Linked DNA regions of Homo sapiens: region 2 is linked to region 1. The links are chromatin loops, found by intact Hi-C in ENCODE. Cell type or tissue: mammary epithelial cell. All regions are shown on one strand. Each heading gives the region's core, and the rest is flanking DNA. Links, peaks and the distances in the headings are about the cores only.

The links. Peaks named below come from ENCODE experiments on the same cell type or tissue, not always from the same donor. Only the 100,000 strongest peaks of a DNase experiment are listed, where the experiment ranks them.
Region 2: a loop joins it to region 1, with 5 times the contacts of the local background. A loop is called at or near these places in 3 of 110 quality-filtered maps.

The regions. Positions count from the first base shown.
Region 1 is chr17:17,309,074-17,319,573 of GRCh38, forward strand. All of the region lies in intron 2 of NT5M (5',3'-nucleotidase, mitochondrial), which reads left to right. Among named protein-coding and RNA genes, the nearest start is that of NT5M, 11 kb to the left of the region's middle. In mammary epithelial cell, for the core only: a CTCF peak has its summit at 4,718 (motif pointing left); no DNase peak of the experiment used is centred there.
Region 2 is chr17:17,053,052-17,061,882 of GRCh38, forward strand. The region is part of intron 1 of MPRIP (myosin phosphatase Rho interacting protein); the gene reads left to right. Among named protein-coding and RNA genes, the nearest start is that of MPRIP, 15 kb to the left of the region's middle. RefSeq lists an enhancer at 2,913-3,552. In mammary epithelial cell, for the core only: a CTCF peak has its summit at 2,884; no DNase peak of the experiment used is centred there; H3K27ac peaks cover 741 bases.

The DNA.
Region 1 (10,500 bases), core at 3,675-6,174:
ACATTCGTGTAAATATTTGTTTGAATCTTGTTTTCAATTCTTTTTCTTTCTTTCTTTTTTTTTTTTTTGAGACAGGGTCTTGCCCTATCTCAAAAAGGCTGGAGTGCAGTGGCATGATGATGGCTTACTGCAGCCTTTACCGCCTGGACTCAAATGATCCTCCTGCGTCAGCCTCTAGAGTCGCTGTGACCACAGATGCACACTACTACACCCAGCTAATTTTTCATTTTTTGTAGAGGTAGGATCTACCTATGTTGTCTAGGCTGGTCTCAAACTCCTAGGCTCAAGCAGTTCTCGTGCCTCAGCCTCCAAAAGTGGTGGGATTACAGATGTTTTCAATTCTTTTGAGAATATACCTAGGAATGGAATTGTTAGGCCATAGGATAATTCTGTGTTTGACATTTTGAGGAACTGTCAAACTATTTTCCAAAGCAATTGTACTATTGCACATTTCCCACTAGCATCATATGAAGGTTTCAGTTTCTCCACATCTTTGTCAACACTTGTTAATTTCTGTTTTACTTTAGCCATCCTTGTGGGTGTGAAGTGATTTTGTGAATTTTGGGTTGCATTTCTCTGATGGCTAATGATGCTCAAGCATCTTTTTTTTTTTTTTTTTTTTGAGACAGAGTTTTTGAGACAGAGTTGCTGACCTTGGGTCAGCAATGGCTTCTTCATATGACACAAAAATGCAAGTGACAAAAGAGAAATACACAAAAATTGGACTACGCCAAAAGTAAAAACTTTTGTGGTTTTTGTTTTTTTTTTTGAGACGGAGTCTCACTCTTTTGCCCAGGCTGGAGTGCAGTGGCACAATCTTGGCTCACTGCAACCTCTGCCTCCTGGGTTCATGCCATTCTCCTGCCTCAGCCTCCCGAGTAGCTGGGACTACAGGCACCCACCACCACACCTGGCTAATTTTTTGTATTTTTAGTAGAGACGGGGCTTCACCATGTTAGCCAGGATGGTCTTGATCTCCTGACCTCGTGATCCACCCTCCTCAGCCTCCCAAAGTGCTGGGATTACAGGCGTGAGCCACCTCGCCCGGCCTAACTTTTGTGTTTCTAAGGACAAAATTAAGAAATTGAAATGAAAGTCTACAGAATGAGGGAATATATTTATAAATCATGTATCTGATAAGAGACTTGTATCTAGAATATATAAAGAACTCTTCCAAGTTAACAATGAAAAAAAGCCAGGCACAGTGGCTCATGCCTGTAATCTCAGCAGAAAGCCAAGGCAGGAGGATCACTTGAGGCCAGCAGTTCAAGACCAGCTGGGGCAACATAGTGAGACCCTGTCTCTACAAAAAATACAAAAATGTAGTGTTATACCCAAAAGTAAGTTATCCTGTGCCTGACCTTGTCCAAAAGCTAACAGTAAAAAAAGACAAACCAATTGAAAACCTCAACAAAGGATTGAATGAACATTTCTTTAAAGAAAATTTAGAATGTCCAATAAGCACATAAAAAGATGCTTGAGGCCAGGTGTGGTGGCTTAGGCCTGTAATCTCAGCACTTGGCAGGCCGAGGCAGGCAGATCACTTGAGCTCAGGAATTTGAGCCCAGTCTGGCCAACATGGGGAGACCCTGCCTCCACTAAAAATACAACAAAAATAGCCAGGCATAGTGGTGCGTGCCTGTGATCCCAGCTACTTGGGAGGCTGAAGTGGGAGGATCACTTGAACCTCAGGGGGGTGGAGAGAGTGGGGGGAGGGGGAGGGTTTGCAGTGAGCCAAGTTCACACCACTGCACTCCAGCCTAGGTGACAAGAGCGAGACCCTGTCTAAAAAGAAAAAGATTCGGCTGAGCACAGTGGCTCACGCCTCTTATCCCAGCACTTTGGGAGGCCAAGGCAGGTGGATCACCTGAGGTCAGGAGTTCAAGATCAGCCTGGCCAACATGGTGAAACCCCATCTCTACTAAAAATACAAAAAATACAAAGATTTGCCCCTGTGTTTTCTTTAAGAGTTTTAGTTTTGGGCCGGGCGCGGTGGCTCACGCTTGTAATCCCAGCACTTTGGGAGGCCGAGGCGGGTGGATCATGAGGTCAGGAGATCGAGACCATCCTGGCTAACACGGTGAAACCCTGTCTCTACTGAAAATACAAAAATAATTAGCTGGGTGTGGTGGTGGGCGCCTGTAGTCCCAGCTACTCAGGAGGCTGAGGCAGGAGAATCGCGTGAACCTGGGAGGCGGAGCTTGCAGTGAGCCAAGATTGCGCCACTGGACTCCAGCCTGGGCCGACAGAGTGAGACTCTGTCTCAAAAAAAAAAAAAGAGTTTTAGTTTTAGCTCTTCCATTTAGGCCTATGATCCATTTTGAGTTAATTTTTGTATATGGTGTGAGGTAGGGGGTCAAACTTCATTCTTTTGCATGTAGATATCTTGTTGTCCCAGTTTCATTTATTGAAAAGACTACTTTTTTCCCACTGTATTGTATTCACACTCTTGCTGAGAATTAATTGAGCATCAATATAAGGATTTATTTCTAGACTTAGATAACTTTTATTGGCCACATTTTTGCTTGAATTTAGCAACCTGAATGACAAATGTAAGGTATGATTTGGCCTTCATTGTGTCATATAAATGCCTCTAAAAATTGTCAACTTTTAAAGTTCTAATATGATAAATAGGTGTCAGAGAAACACAAAATACAGAGTTTGAGTTGAATCGTAGACCTTATTTGGTAGTAATTTATCTTTGGATGTGAGTCCAAGTCCTGCAGAGTAGTGAATTTTATTCTGGTTTATGGTATGAACTTGATGTATCGTGTTCCTGTAGCAGGAGTCTGAGAGGCAAAGAATATGTGTACAGCATTCACACTTAAGCTTTCAAAACCCTGCTCGTGGCCTGGATCAGCATGTGCTGACCTGCAGCCACATGACTGTGTCCTGGGGAGCTGCAGGGCACAGTGGTTTGGAGTGGGGTTCTGGACATTGGCTGCCCAGGCTCACATCCTCACTTCCCCAGAATCTCATTCCCAGATGTCAGGCAAGTTATTAAACTTTCTGGGTTTCAGTAAAATGGAGATAAGGAGAAAGTCCTCAGTATATGTGCCTGGCACATAGCAGGTGCTCAGCAAATGCTAGCTGCTGCTGTTGCCGCTCTGTAAGATTTAATAGGCATATCGCAAGAAAGGCATCCTTAAGCCACCACGGTATGGGAAACAATGGATTAGATTGGCTTCTTCACCATAGTACTTTTCAGAGCTTTTAAGTGCTTGTGTGCTTTGTGACACTGCATTGGGGTAGTAAGGGATGCAGCTTTCTTCAAAAGTATTCTAGCGGCCAGGCACGGTGGCTCACACCTGTAATCCCAGCACTTTGGGAGGCCAAGGTGGGCAGATCACCTGAGGTCAGGAGTTCGAGGCCAGCCTGAACAACATGGAGAAACCCCGTCTCTACTAAAAATACAAACAAATTAGCCAGGCATGGTGGTGCATGCCTGTAATCCCAGCTACTCGGGAGGCTGAGGCAGGAGAATTGCTTGCACCTGGGAGGTGGAGGCTGCGGTGAGCCAAGATTGCGCCATTGTACTCCAGCCTGGGCAACAAGAGTGAAACTCCATCTCAAAAAAAAAAAAAAAAAATGTATTCTAGCCTGGGTGGGGTTTGGTAGCTCATGCCTGTAATCCCATCACTTTGGGAGACTGAGGCAGGAGAATCACCTGAGCTCAGGAGTTTGAGACCAGCCTGGGCAACACAGCAAGCTCCTGTCTCTACTAAAAAAAAATAATAATAGTAATAAAAAGAAGCCAGGCATGCTGACCTGTCCCTATAGTCCTAGCTACTTGGGAAGCTGAGGCAGGAGGATCACTTGAGCCCAGGAGTTCAAGGCTGCAGTGAGCTATGATCACGCCATGTACTCCTGCCTGAGCAACAGAGCAAGACCCCGTCTCTTAAAAAAAGATATTCTAGGCCGGGTGCTGGCTCACACCTGTAATCCCAGCACTTTGGGAGGCTGAGGCGGGCGGATCACCTGAGGTCAGGAGTTCGAGACCGGCCTGACCAACATGGAGAAACCCTGTCTCTACTAAAAATAAAAAATTAGCTGGGTGTGGTGGGCGTGGTGGGGCATGCCTGTAATCCCAGCTACTCAGGAGGCTGAGGCAGGAGAATCGCTTGAACCCCTGGAGGCAGAGGTTGTGGTGAGCTGAGATTGCGCCATTGCACTCCAGCCTGGGTAAAAAGAGTGAAAATCTGTCTCAAAAAAAACACCAAAAACCAAAAAAGGTATTCTAGCCTGGAACATTTTTTCATAGCTTCTCGATTAATACCTTTGCAGAAATTCCCGTTTGGGAATGCAAATCTAGACCATACCCAGTGGTCCTTTATCTCCATTTGGCTCTTAAATTGGTAGAAGATTCCTATGGTCAGTTTGTGCCCAGTATCTAGACAAAGCGAAGGGACTCGTCAGTAACTGAGTGGATAACTGTGTATCTGGTGCTGAAGTGGGCACTGAGTACAAGAGATGTGGGCCCAGCAGCAGAGACCAAGGCTGATCAGTCACCCTCATGACTATTTATCCAGCATCTGCTGCATGCTCAGCCTCATCCCAGGGGCTGCGGGGACACAAATAGGTAAGAGAGTTCTTACCTTCAAAGAGTTCCCTGGTAAACAGACATTGGAACATAGATCTCAAAGTAATCGTGGCGTTGGGGCTCAGGCAGGCAGGCAGGAACTGCTGCTCCCCGGGAGGCCACGCCATTGTGCTGCCATCTTGAGGAATGAAAAGGAACCTGCCAGGTAGTGAAGGGCAAGGGGACTCCAGGTAGGAGGGGAACAGTTGAGCAGACGCCCAGGGGACTCTCCTGAGATGGCCTTTGTGGCACGTCCTGCCCTGTTCCAGCAGCTCTGCGCGTGAGATAGGGCTTCCCTGGGCAGAGCCTCAGGTTCTGAGGAGCTTGGTTTGGAATATCTTCAGGGGTGACCATTCTTTTTATTGTTCGGGAATATATGAATATATTCTTTTTTTTTTTGAGATGGAGTCTTGCTCTGTCGTCCAGGCTGGAGTGCAGTGGTGCGATCTCGGCTCACTACAACCTCCGCCTCCCGGGTTCAAGTGATTCTCCTGCCTCAGCCTCTGGAGTACCTGGGATTACGGGCGCCCGCCACCACGCCCGGCTAATTTTTTGTATTTTTAGTAAAGACGGGGTTTCACCACGTTGGTCAGGCTGGTGTTTAACTCCTGACCTCAGGTGGTCCACCCACCTCGGCTTCCCAAAGTGCTAGGATTACAGGCGTGAGCCATCGTGCCCGGCCGAATATATTCTTATAAAAGACTCCAATAGCATGAGCGTGTGTGAAAATGTGTCAGTTGACCTCTCTCCCTGCATATACCCACCTTGGCCCACTCTTCTTGCTCTAGTTAAGAATTTGGTGTGTATGCTTCCAGACCTTTTGAAGTGCACCCCCCTACATATTTAAATATAGATTTACAAATTGATATGCTCCACCCAGCAGTCAGAGTGATATTTTTTAAACCAAATTCAGATGATGTTAGCCCCACTGAAAGCCCTCTGCTGGCTTCATCTTGTGGTAAAATCCCGCTGTCCCTTGGCCAGGCTGGGAAGGCTGTCTGCCATCTGACCCTGCCTTCCTTTCCAACCTCTGTCTTCCTCTGCTCCTGTCACGCTGGCTTCTTTCCTGCCCCTTGGATGTGCCACACGTGTTTCTGGTCTTAGGACCTTTGTTCTTGTTGCATCTTCCTGGAATGTTTCTGCCCTAGTTCTTTACACAGCTAGATTGTTTTTCTCTTTCAAACTGAGAACCGTGCATGTTGCCTCCTCACAGAGGCCTTCCCTGACCACTGCAGCTGAGGTCTCTGCCCTCCCCTCCTGGTCGTTCTGTCCCATGACCCTGAGTGTGTACTCTAAGCTGAAATTGCATGTCTGTGTCTGTCCCTTCCTCTTTTGAGTGTCAGCTCCCTGAGGTCAGGGATTGTCTTGGTTCTGGCTCTATTCTTAGTTCCCAGAATGATGCCTGGCACATCACACACTCAAAATATTTGCCAAATGAATAACTTCATGTGCATAATCCCACAGTAATTGTTGATTTAAAAAAAAATTTTTTTTTAACAATTTTGGAGGAAACCACTCATTTAGAAGGATAAGAACTTAAACCTGATTTTAACATGGTGCTCACTGTCGTGAAGCCTAGAGTAAGAGGCAGTTTATTCATGGGTTCATTAAACAGATACATTTTACGACTTAATATGCACCCAGTACTGTGCTAGCACTGGGGATATATATGTAAATAACACACCTAAGGTCTCCAGTTTCAGGGCAGGTCTCACAGCAGGGAAGATGACAACATATAAACTAAAATGATTTCCAACTGTGATAAGCTTAGTGAAGGAACTAAACAAGGGGCTGTGCTGCAGAGGAAACAGGGAAGGGGCTGCTTTGGGTAGAATGGGAAGCTGGCTCTAGGGAGCTGAGAATTGACATCAGACCTGAAGAGTAAGAATGAATGGGCCAGTGAAGAGTCGGGACAGGCCTTGCAGGCCAGGAGAGGAGCAGGTGCCAATGCCTGAGCCGGGCCAGGCCTTTGTTTGTCTGAGTAACATAAAGGAACTGGACAGCTGGCACTGGAACTTAGGAAGCATGTTGGGGGTGGCAGGGGTGGGTGGAGGGTGAAGTTGAAGAGAGATTGATGTGATCTAACTTAGGGTTTTTTTGTTTTTTTTTTTTTTTTTTTTTTGAGACAGCCTCGCTCCATCACCCAGGCTAGAGTGCAGCGGTGTGATCCCAGCTCACTGCAAGCTCCGCCTCCCGGGTTCATGCTGTTCTGCCTCAGCCTCCCAAGTAGCTGGGACTACAGGCATCTGCCACCACGCCCGGCTAATTTTTTTTTGTATTTTTTAGTAGAGATGGCGTTTCACTGTGTTAGCCAGAATGGTCTCGATCTCCTGACCTTGTGATCAGCCCGCCTTGGCCTCCCAAAGTGCTGGGATTACAGGCATGAGCCACCATGCCCGGCCTTTTTTTTTTTTTTAAATGAGACAGAATCTCACTCTGTCCCCCAGGCTGTAGTGTAGTGGTGCCATCTTGGCTCCCTACTACAACCTGTATCTCCCGGGTAAAAGCAATTATCCTGTTTCAGCCTCCCAAGTAGCTGGGACTACAGGTGTTCGCCAACATGCCTGGCTAATTTCTGTGTTTTTAGTGAAGACAGGTTTTCACCATGTTGGCCAGGCTGGTCTTAACCTCTTAACCGCTTGACTTCCTGACACCTTGGCCTCCCAAAGTGCTGGAATTACATGCGTGAGCCACCGTGCCCAGCTGTAACTTAGGTTTTTATTTATTTATTTATTTATTCGAGACAGAGTTTCACTCTTGTCATCCAGGCTGGAGTGCAATGGCATGATCTTGGCTCGCTGCAACCTTTGCCTCCCGGGTTCAAGTGATTCTCCTGCCTCAGCCTCCTGAGTAGCTGGGATTACAGGCGCCCGCCACCACACCTGGCTAATTTTTGTATTTTTATTAGAGATGGGGTTTCACCATGTTGGCCAGGCTGGTCTGGAACTCCTAACCTTGGGTGATCAGCTCTCCTCGGCCTCCCGAAGTGCTGGGATTACAGAAGTGAGCCACCGTGCCCAGCCATAACTTAGGGTTTTGTTTTTTGTTTTGTTTTGTTTTGTTTTGTTTTTGTTTTTTTTTGAGATGGAGTCTCGCTCTGTTGCCCAGGCTGGAATGCAGTGGCGCAATCTCAGCTCACTGCAACCTCTGCCTCCCGGGTTAAGCGATTCTCCTGCCTCAGCCTCCAGAGTAGCTGGGACTATAGGCACATGCTACCACGCCTGGCTAATTTTTTGTATTTTTAGTAGAGACAGCATTTCACCCTGTTAGCCTGGATGGTCTCGATCTCCTGACCTCATGATCCACCCGCCTCGGCCTCCCAAAGTGCTGGGATTACAGGCATGAGCCACCGTGCCTGGCCATAACTTAGGTTTTTTGTTTTTTGTTTTTGTTTTTGTTTTTGTTTTTTTTTTTTGAGACAGAGTCTCGCTCTGTCGCCCAGGCTGGAGTGCTGTGGCATGATCTCGGCTCACTGCAAGCTCTGCCTCCTGGGTTCATGCCATTCTCCTGCCTCAGCCTCCCGAGTAGCTGAGACTACAGGTGCCTGCCACCATGCCCCGCTAATTTTTTGTATTTTTAGTAGAGACAGGGTTTCACCGTATTAGCCAGGTTAGTCTCGATCTCCTGACCTGGTGATCTGCCCACCTCGGCCTCCCAAAGTGCTGGGATTACAGGCGTGAGCCACTGCTCCCGGCCAATTTAGGTTTTTAAAATGTGGATTTGGGGCAATGAATTTGGATAGACATTTTTCCAATGAAGATATACAGATGGCCAGTAACTACCTGAAAACATCATCAGTCATTAGGGAAATGCAAGTCAAAACCACAAGGAGGAGCTGGGTGAGTGGCGCTCACCTGTGCTCCCAGCTACTCAGAAGGCTGAGAAGGGCAACAGAAGGCCGGAAGGCCAGCCTGGGCAACATAGAGTGAGACAGTCTCTAAAAAAACCACAATTCACATTGTGGGTGTGAATATAAAACAGTGCAGCCAGTGTGGAAAAACACCTTGAAAAACATTTCCTCCAAATGTTAGGCCGGGCATGGTGGCTCACGCCTGTTATCCCAGCACTTTGGAAGGCCATGGAGGGCGAATCACCTGAGGTCAAGAGTTTGAGACCAGCCTGGCCAACATGATGAAATCCTGTCTACTAAAAATACAAAAATTAGCTAGGCATGGTGGCAGGCACCTGTAATCCCAGCTCTTGGGAGACTGAGGCAGGAGAATCGCTTGAACCCAGGAGGTGGAGGTTGCAGTGAGCTGAGATCATGCCACTGGACTCCAGCCTAGGTGACAGAGTGAGACTCCATGATCAAAAAAAAAAAAAAAAAAAAAGTTAGACATAGACTCACTGTATGAGCCAGCAATTCAACTCATAGGTGTATATCCACGGAATTGAAAACAGGTATTCAAACAAATACTAGTACCCGAATGTCCCAGCAACACTATTCACAGCAACCCCAAGTATCCACTAAGTGATGGATGGATATTTAAAATGTGACGTAGCCACACAATGGAATATGTTTCAGCTATAAAAAGGAATGACTGCCGGGCATGGTGGCTCATGCCTGTAATCCCAGCACTTTGGGAGGCTGAGGGGGACAGATTGCCTGAGCTCAGGAGTTTGAAACCAGCCAGTGCCACACGGCGAAACCCCGTCTCTACTAAAAATACAAAAAGAATTAGCCAGGCTTGGTGGCAGGCACCTGTAATCCCAGCTACTTGGGAGGCTGACCCAGGAGAATCACTTGAACTGGGGAAACGGGAGGTTGCAGTGAGTCTAGATCGTGCCACTGAACTCCAGCCTGGGTAACAAAGCGAGACTCTGTCTCAAAAAAAAAAAAAAAAAAAAAAAGTCTGGGCGCAGTGGCTCAAGTGTGTAATCCCAGCACTTTGGGAGGCTGAGGCGGGCGGATCATCTGAGGTCCGGAGTTTGAGACCAGCCTTACCAACATGGAGAAACTCTGTCTCTACTAAAAATACAAAATTAGCTGGACGTGGTGGCACATACCTGTAATCCCAGCTCCTCGGAAGGCTGAGGCAGGAGAATCCCTTGAACCTGGGGAGCGGAGGTTGCAGTGAGCCGAGATCACGCCATTGCACTCCAGCCTGGGCAACAAGAGCAGAACTCCGTCTCAAAAAAAAAAAAAAAAAAAAAAAAGGAATGACCTACCCATTCATGTGGCAACATGAATGAACCTTGAAAACATGATACTGAGTGAAAGAAGCCAGACACAGAAGGCCACGTATTGTAGGATTCTATTTATGTGAAATATTATGGGGCGGGCGTGGTGGCTCACCCCTGTAATCCCAGTGCTTTGGGAGGCCGAGGCACGTGGATCACCAGAGGTCAGGAGTTCGAGACCAGCCTGGGCAACATGGTGAAACCCCACCTCTACTAAAAATACAAAAATTAGCTGAGCGTGTTGGTGGGTGCCTGTAATCCCAGCTGCTTGCGGGGAGGCTGAGGTAGAAGAATTGCTTGAACCTGTGAGGCAGAGGTTGCAGTGAGCTGAGATTGAGCTACTGCACTCCAGCCTGGGCAAGAGTGAGACCTCGTCTTAGAAAAAAAAAAAAAAAAGTTTCTGAACAAGAGGCAAATCCTTAGAGCTAGGCAGCCCCTGGTTCCCCGGGCTGTGGGGAGGGGCTGTGGGAATGACTGCTTAATGGGAATGGGGCTTCTTTTTGGGGTGATGGAAGTGTCTTTAAATTCGATTGTGGTGATGGCTGTAAAACCCTGTAAATATACTAACATTTATTTAATTATACACTTAAAATAGGTGAATATTAGGATATATGAATTCTATCTCAGTAAAACTTTTAAGAAATGTTTACTCAAACATTTAAAAATTTAGGACAAACTATTGATACATTTATTTAACAATTAGGACACACTGTTGATACATTTATTTAACACTATGGGCG
Region 2 (8,831 bases), core at 1,365-3,864, 260 kb before region 1:
GAGCCTCACTATCAGGACTGGGTGAGCCACTTGAGGCTCAGGAGCCTCAGGGCCGCGGGAGGGGTGGGTCAGGGCATTTGCATGGCTTCTGCTTGGGGACCTGCTCTGACCTAGAAATCTGACACAGTCCCACTTTTCATTTCAGTGCGCCCAGGCAAGGGAATTGGAATGGTGGCGAGCCCAGATTTGAGTTTCCATTCTAGCTCCATTTTCCATGCTAATGGAGCAAGTTACTTAGAGCTGAAGCATCTATGCCCCTCATCTGAAAACTGGGGGGTTATAATAATAGTACCCATGGCTTTGGGTCCTGATGAGGATGCAGGAAGATGCTTCCAAAGTCCTCAGCAACCGCAGGATCTGTGGCAAGGGCAGAGTTTGTAAATACTGGGTTATATGGTGGGTGCTTAGTAAATGGGGTCCGTTTTATCAGCAATAAACCATGTAGTATGGAGCTGTGTGTGGGACACGGATCTTGCCCTTGGGAAGCTCTCACTTAGCATGCTGGCCCATCTGCTCTTGAATGTCCACCATGGGCCAGGCCATGGGCGAGATGGGGCAGGGGCAGTGCGGGGAGCACCAGGTCCCCATCCCTCTTAGGTTACTGCAGAGAAAACAGCCCAGGGAGGGGACCTTCCACTGTGATTTTGTGGGCAAGCTGGCCCTCAAACCTGTTTCTGTCTGTCCCATGCCCATTAAACAGAAGCTCAGGCCCATGCCCATTAAACAGATGCTCAGGCTGTCTCCTCTCCCACTGAGCTGCTCTGCACCACCCTAGCAGCTTTCTTATGTCAGCCCCTTGAGGACTGGAAGGAAGTAGTCAGTTTGCCTTGTGTGTGTTTGATTTTTCAGAATGTGTAAGTACAGTAAGTCCTCACCGTCATTGATGGGCTCTTGGAAACTGCTACTGTAAGCATAACAACACACAACCAAACCAATTTTATCATAAGCTAATTGATATAAACAGGATTTAAGTTTCTACGGCATATTTCAGGTTATAAAAATTAACCAAACTTCTAAATAAAGATCCAAAGTATTTCTAATATTAAACATGGAAATACATGTGAGCTATTATATACATTTCAGGAAGATGAATAAAAACAAGTAAGATCATTATCTATACAAGTTTTGGTGAGTGATGACAGTGAGTGATGACAGTCATGGTGGTAGGTTAAATCAAGGAATAAATGTCTGCAAAGTGAAAATTGTAAGGCATACCTCCTACCACCAGGAAGTTCAAAAACAAGGACAAAAGCGGTGGGCTGGCTGAGTGCTTCTTACTGCATAGTTTATTGTCATGTGTTTGTGTGATTATCGTAGACTTGATGACTTTTTAGTAGGCAGTTACCTGTATTCATTCATGCGTTTTCCAGCTTGCTTATTCCAGTTCAATGTCACCGGTAGCTGGAGCCTCTCCCAGGGCACAAAGCCTGGACAGGACGCCGTTCCATCACAGGACACACTTGCACCCACACCTGCTCAGACTGGGACCACTTAGATGTCCAGTTCACTGAATGTGCACATCTCTGAGATGTGAAAGAAAGCAGAGTACAGAGAAAACCCACGGAGTCGTGAGAGCACACAAACTCCACACAGGCAGTGGGTGCAGGAATTCTTTTTTTTTTTTCCTCAACATTGTTATAACAAATCAATGTTGAATGAAATGGCATTATTTGAGGACCTGCTGTGTAAGGACTGAACTGATTTTAAGAATTTTTAGGTCAGGTGCTGCGGCTCACACCTGTTATCCCGGAACTTTGGGAGGCCAAGGTGGGCAGATTGCTTGAGCCCAGGAGTTCGAGATCAGCCTGGGCAAGACAGGGAAACCCTGTCTCTACAAAAAAGTAAAAAACATAGCCAAGCTTGGTGGCACATGCCTGTGGTCCCAGCTACTTGGGAGGCTGAGGTAGAAGGATTGCCTGAGGCAGGAGGTGGAGGTTGCAGTGTGCTGAGATCACGCCACTGCACTCCAACCTGGGTAATAGAACGAGACCCTGTATCAAAAAAAAAAAAAAATTTCTTTTTTTTTTAGAGGGTAGGAAGTGAAGGGGCCAGGCTTCATCAGCTTAGGATTTAATGTTAGAGGCCACTTCTGTGCCCCTGTCAAGCCCAGAGAAGTCATGCAGGTCCCATGAAGGGCAGAGCAGATCCCAATTTTAGGAATTTCTTTGATGGGTGTATGAGTTGCCATGGGCAGTGTGGGAGAAGATTAAGAGAAGCCATGCTTATCCCACTCGTATCCATGGAGCAACTGCCTTGCAGTTGTCTGGGAAGGAAAATCCTTGTGCCGGGCCTGGTTGAAATGCCCAAGGAAGGTAGAGAGGATCCCAGAGCTGGGGAGCCGGGTCTAGTCCCAAATCACTGGGTGGGTGGGAGATCTGGCCAGGACGTTTCGTGGCCCCCTGGTCACCAGTGTTGAGTGGGTCCCCTCAGCTGGCAGGCAGGTCCTTCCAGCCTCTCTGTCCACCCTACCCCCAGCCTTTACAAGTCATTCACCCTTGCAGGGAAAGGCACCTCTGCTGAGGGGACCCTTCTATGAGATCTAAACAGGAGGAGTCTCTTCTTTTGAGCCTGAGAACGAGCTCTTCTAATAGGCAGATGTCACCTCGGCAGACAGCCCACTACTTCTCAATTCCACATCTCCCTTCCCGCCTGGAAACCCCGTGAGCCTGGGAGCTTAGGAGTCCTCTTCCTAGGGGGCCCGGCCAGCTAGCACCTGGCCTTCTATGGTGTGGAGGTTTTCCTATACGGAAATTGCTGAAGGGTGGCCTGCCCTGGCATTGTTTTGTGGCGCTGTTGGTGGTATTCATAGCTGACAGGAATTGCCATGTGCCAGGCCACTATTAGCTCATTTATATTTCCAGCAGTCTCAGAAGGCGGAGTTAAGAGAAGGGTAGAGAGAGGTAGTATAATATGCCTAGAGCAGCTCCTCTGGTGGCAAAGCCGGGAGGAAACCCAGCTGTGGGACTCCAGGCCTTCCCTGTCTCCACATGACTCGAGAGGACTGAGCTTGGCCTTGAGACCATCAATGTCTGGCTGTGTGTGGCCCCCTTGGCCCCTAGTGTCCAGGAGCGGGGCTGACCACCTTGGCATGTGCGGGGAAGGGTGGGGCTGACCTCATTTAGCTTTCCTGCCCTTTTTTTGCTCCTCCTTCCACCGTGCTTCTGTCCTACCTGTTTCTGAATGGGAAGGACGGCTTTTTGAGGAACAGGGTGTGACTCTTCCCTGCGAAGACGTTGCCCCAGAAATTTGTCCCCACGCATTCTCCAGCCCTCTTCCCTTTGCCATGAATGGCGTCATGTTCCAAAAATCCTGTGGCCACGGGCTGTTTGTCAAGACCAAACAGGGAAGAGGCTTTTAAAATGTCACTTTCCCCCTCCAGCTTGAATACAGTGGGGAGCAGGGGCAGGGGCCGGGGCTGGGCTTGCAGGACCTGTGTGTGGGCAGAGGGAGGCCAGGAGCCCAGTGGGAGTTGGGGGTAGTTTACAGCCAGCCAGCAGCTGTGGGCCCTGCTGTCCCCGTGCTATGATGGGGTGAACTGTGTGTGTGGTTCCTTGGTTTTGAGGGGTTTTTTTTTTGAGGTGAAATTCACGCAACATAAAATTAACCATTTTAGCATGTACAATTCCATTGCATTTAGCCTACAGTATTGTACAACTGCCACCCCTCTTCAGTTGAAAACATTTCCATTGCTCCAAAAGAACCCCCCACCTTAACTATTAAGCAGTCACCCCCGCCTTTAGTCCCCAGCAACTACAAATCTGCTTTGTGCCTCAATGGATTTACCTATTCTGGAAATTTCATCAAAACAGAATCATACCATACCATATGTGACCTTTTGTCTGTGGTGTCTTGCACTTGGCCTAATGCTTTCAAGGTTCATCCACCTTGCAGCACAGGTCAGAATTCATTCCTTGTATGGATGGTAGACAGTGGGATTGCTTCACCCTTTTGGCCGTTGTGGATAGTGCTGCTGTGAACACAGGTGTGCGGGCATTTGTCTGAACACCTCCTTTCAGCGGACCCCAGGAGAGGACTTGCTGGCCTGTGGCCATTCTGTCAGTGAGCTGTTTGGCATCAGCACCTGGAGCCACATGTCAGCCCTGCAGACTGCTGGGTGGGAGGGCTATGGGTGGGTCCCAAATAAGGCCTGCCCAGAGCCTGGGGCTCTTCACAGAGGAGTCTGGGATGGAAACTGGGTTCCTGGACCATCCCTCAAGAGTCGCACACATGAAATGCCGCCATGAGGCAGTGTCACGGGGCGGTGCAGGGGTGGCTCAGCTGCTCGGAGGTACACGCCTTCTTTCTTCCCTTTTTGTCTGACCTGAAGATCATCTGACTGCCAAGAAAGAGGCAAGTTAATCCTTAAACATTGTTGGAAGGAGGGCTGTGGGGCATGGGAGCTGAAGGCTGGAGACCCCAGGGAGACGCGGTGCCTTCCCAGTGCTAGGTGCTGGGAGCTGCTGGCAGAGGGCCCACAGAGCCCCACAGTGGTCCCCAGAGGACCTTGGGGTCAGCTAGAGGGAAAAGGCCTTTGCTACGCTGTTCATCACTGTTACCAGTTTTCAACCTTTATTTCTTTGGCAGCAAAACACCCACCCCCTTGAAATGAAACGTGGAGCTCACATATATGATGCACGAATGTTCTCATGTTGAAGGACAGGAAGAGGAATGGCATCAGCTATGAGACCACCCTGACCCCCACCCGCTGCCCCATCCTACACCCGAGGTGGCCCCTGAAGCATGACCTCCAGGGATCTTCACAGTTTGAAGAGCCGCTGATATACTCTAATACTTGCAGTAATATTTTTTAATAGAATGCAATATTGGATGTACACAAAAGGATACAAGCAGCATACATTTACAATATAAATCTAAATAATAAAAATGAATGCTCGTGAACCTGCCACCCAACTTAAGAAAGAGAACACTGACATCCATTCAAAGCATCCTTCACGCCCCTCCCCAGTGGTATCCCTTTCACAGAGGTGACCTGAGATGATTTAGGGGTGGGAGCCGAGGCCCAGATGGGTAGCTCAGGCATTGCCCTTCACACCAGTGCTGGTCGAGCTGTTCTAGGGAACACGGACAGAAGCACATTCCAGTGGAGTCCCCTGCTTTTCTGACTCCTCTCCACAGGCTCAGGGACGTTAGTCCTGTGGCACAGTAAAGGTGCTTATGTTTGTGGTCCTTCAAGCCCCTCTTTGCAAGCAGGGACCTGGGGAGAGGATTCTAGGGGCCAGGGGGAGCAGGGACCCAGGGAGGGGATCTAAGACTATGGGGAATGGGGACCCAGGGAGGAGAGCTCCAGGACTATTAGGAGTAGGGACCCCGGGAGGGGAGCTCCAGGGCCGTGGGGAATGGGGACCTGGGGAGGAGAGCTCTAGGACTGTTAGGAGTGGGGACCCGGGGAGTGGAGCTCCAGGGCCGTGGGGAGTGGGGACCCGGGGAGGAGAGCCCCAGGGGCCATGGAGAGTGGGGACCCAGGGAGGAGAGCTCCAGGGACTGTGGGGAGTGGGGACCCAGGGAGGGCTCCAGGTCCATTGAGAAACAGGTGTTGCCTCTGTCACAGCCCCTCCTCCTGGCCTCCTCACCAAGGCAGAGGTCCGCATTGTTGAGAGAAAGGTTTTCCTGTCTGCCTGTGCCTTGGAGTCTGTTTCATTTCCAGATGGACCATATGTAACACAGCCACCAGGAGCAAGTCTGGGGTTAGATGTCGCCTTTTAAGGCAGTGCTGTTGGATAGAAAGGACTCTTGAGTAGAAACCAGGAGATAGACTTAAAGGCAAGTTTGTGTTTGGGCACATGGCAACTGAGAAGTGGGATCAGCAGGGCTGCTCCCCAAGCAAAGGTGCAGAAGGGGTGGGGACGTGCTAGGGGAGTGGGTGGCTAGGTCAGCAGTTCTCAAACTTTTTGGGTTCCAGACCCCTTTATGCTCTTGATTATTGAGGCCCTCAGAACGCTTTAGTTTACCTGGGTTATGTCCATTGGTATTTCTTGTATTAGAAGTTAAAACTGAAAAAGTTTATTCATGAATTCACTTAAAAGTAACAATAAGCCTATTATGTAGTCACGTAACATATATTCTGAAAAATAACTTTTCTAAGACAAAAATTTGCTGAAAAGCCTCACATTTTTAACTCTTTGCAGAGCTCTTTACGGTCTGCCATAATGAAAGACAGCTGGGTTCTCAGAGCTTCTACAGTCTGTGGCCATAGCATGTCCTGTGTAGCCTTTGGGCAGCTCTACTGTACACTCATGAAAGAGTGAGAGAGGAGGCAAAGGATGTTTTAGTATTTTTATTAAAATGGTTTTGACTCAGGGACCCCAAAAAGGGCCTCAGGGACTCCCACCTTTGCAGACCACTGGTCGAGCTTAAGTTGGGCCATGGGCTTGAGGAGCATGCCGGCCTCTATAGGAGGGGCAGTGCAGTTCACTGTTCCAGGCTGCGCCGCTGCCTTGGGGCCTGCTCGGCTGTGGCTGTGTCAGCTTCCCACAGACGGTGTCCCCTGACTTCCATTTCTGAAGTCTGTCATTTGCCCCCTCCCAGGGAAGTCTCCCACACTCCTCCCCTTTGCTCCCTGGCATGGTGCTGAGTTCCTTTCCCTTTGCACCACCTTTCGTGTCTTCGTCTCCTTGTTGGTATTCCCAGAGGCTTTGCGAACTTTGCATCAGTGGCCTTGCAGAGGCTGGTAGACATCAGGGGCATCCCTGACCTGCCTCCATAGAGAGCAGCAGAATGTGGGGATGGGGAGTGGCCCAGTTGGGAGGTGAGCCAATTGCAGTCTGCAGGGTCCCGGGTGGGCATGGCTGTTCTGAGTTCTGGGACCAGCAGTCCTGGCATAATTAGCAGAATCCCTTTTCCTTCCCCAAGTACTCCCAATTAAGACAATAAATTACGTTGAGCACCTTACTGATGAGGCTCTGAAGTAGGTGGCTTATTGGCCCAGCTTTTCCTGGGGTGGGTGGAGGTGGTAGCCTGCACCCAGCCTTGATGTCTTTGCACAGGTAGGAAAGAGTCCTTCTGGAGGACAGCCCCCAATCTCCGCCAGCTTCCTGACCTCCTGCGCAGATGGCCAGGCTGGGTGTGTGCTGCAGGAGGGTGGTCTGTGGCTGGCTCATCTGGAAGTAAAGGCTGTAGGGCTCTTCCTTCCATGTGTGCCTCATGGGCAATGTGCTTTGGGGCCCCACCGGGTCCCTAAGCCCCCACTTGCAGCCTCCCAGGGCCGTGGCCCCAGCTGCATGGATGTGGGGCAGAACTGAGTGCTGTGCTGGTGAGGACCAGACCCCTACCCCTGGGAGCACATCTCACTTGGGAACATGCCCTTCACCTGTGTCACCCTTTACCTTCTGGAATGGCCTGCTAAACTGGGGAGGAGTGTCCCATGGGCCAGGGCCAGTGTGGAACCAGGTGGCCTTGGTGCCTGTTTTGCTTCCACTGCTTCCTGGCTCTATTTACTTGGACAGACCACTGAGTCTCTGTGTGCCTCGGTTTCCTGGGGTATAAAATGGAGGTCATGAGAGCTCATATGCCCTAAGCCCTGGGGTCAGCTCCACTGCCAGCGGGGAGGAGTGCAGACCTGCCCTCGTGCTCCCATAGCTGGGATGTATGTCCTCCCTGCAGAATGCATTCCTGGCAGCTGGTGAGCAGGTGTTCTCCCTCGGAGGCTTGGCTTCCTCCCGGGACAGGGCTCTGGGTCCTGATGATGTTGAAACACTTGCGGGGGCTGTAGCTCCATCTTTAGTATCTGCACAGTGGCTGGCTGTTTGTGGAAGCCTATATTGAGGAAGGTAGTTTGGGTCCACAACTGTGTGGCTGTAGAGCAATAGAACAGTATTCTCCAGGACTCAAGGCCCCATGGACAACTTTTAGTAGTTCTAGCACAGTTTGGTCAACACAGGACAAGCCTGTGGCCTCTTGAGGGGTCTGCAGTGGTGACCAGTGTTCGTCGGCCCTGGCAGGCTTGTTCTGAAAGAGAAGCCCCCATTCTGAGCATGGTCAGAGGTGTGTGCTGAGAACCCACTGTGGGTGAGGCAGGTGGGCACAGCTCCGCCAAGAAGCTTCCCTCCCCAAGTGCTGAGATTCAGAGCCACTGATCCTCTTGCAGTCCATCTGGGTGGCCACAGGACACACAAGGTCTTGGCAGGGGTGAGGCTTGAGACTGGACTTTGCTGTGTGCTCACCCCTGACTTTTACTGACTTACATCAGAATGTCCCAGAAAAGACGGACAACCTTGAAGTCTCCCATGATTTACAAGCTTAGAAAGAGGGCCAGACGGCTGCTACCCAGGTATCCTTTCTCTTTGGAATTGAAATGCAGAGAACATTATTAAACAGCCTATTTGCTGTGAGTGTGGAAGTGTTTCCACAGACACCTTTTTGGGAAAAAGAAAAGGGCAAGAATCAACCTGAAAACTACAGAGGATATATTAGCCACGGTTTGCACGCATTCTGCTTATGGATCTTTCAGTGACTCCAGTGAGGGGCCATCTGTCCCATCCAGTGCCTGAGTGCAGCCCCCACCCCCACCTTTGGTCCAGAGAAGTCTTTGCCCCAAGAATCTGCCCAGAGTTGGGGCATCAGCCCCTACAGGTGTGGGTCCTTCTTCAGGACTGTGTGGAACTTTTCCTTTTGAAGAACTTTCCTGGGGATGACCACTCTGCTTGGAGTCTGGGGTGGAGCCTGGTGTGAGGGAGCCAGCGTAGGGTTTGGGTGCCTGCCCCACCCTCAGAAGCAGGAGCCCAGCAGCCCTTGGACTGACCGGTGCTGTTCTGGGGCTCCCACTGGCTCCTTCCACTGTGGAGCACTCCCGTGAACACTGCTTTGGTTTGAGT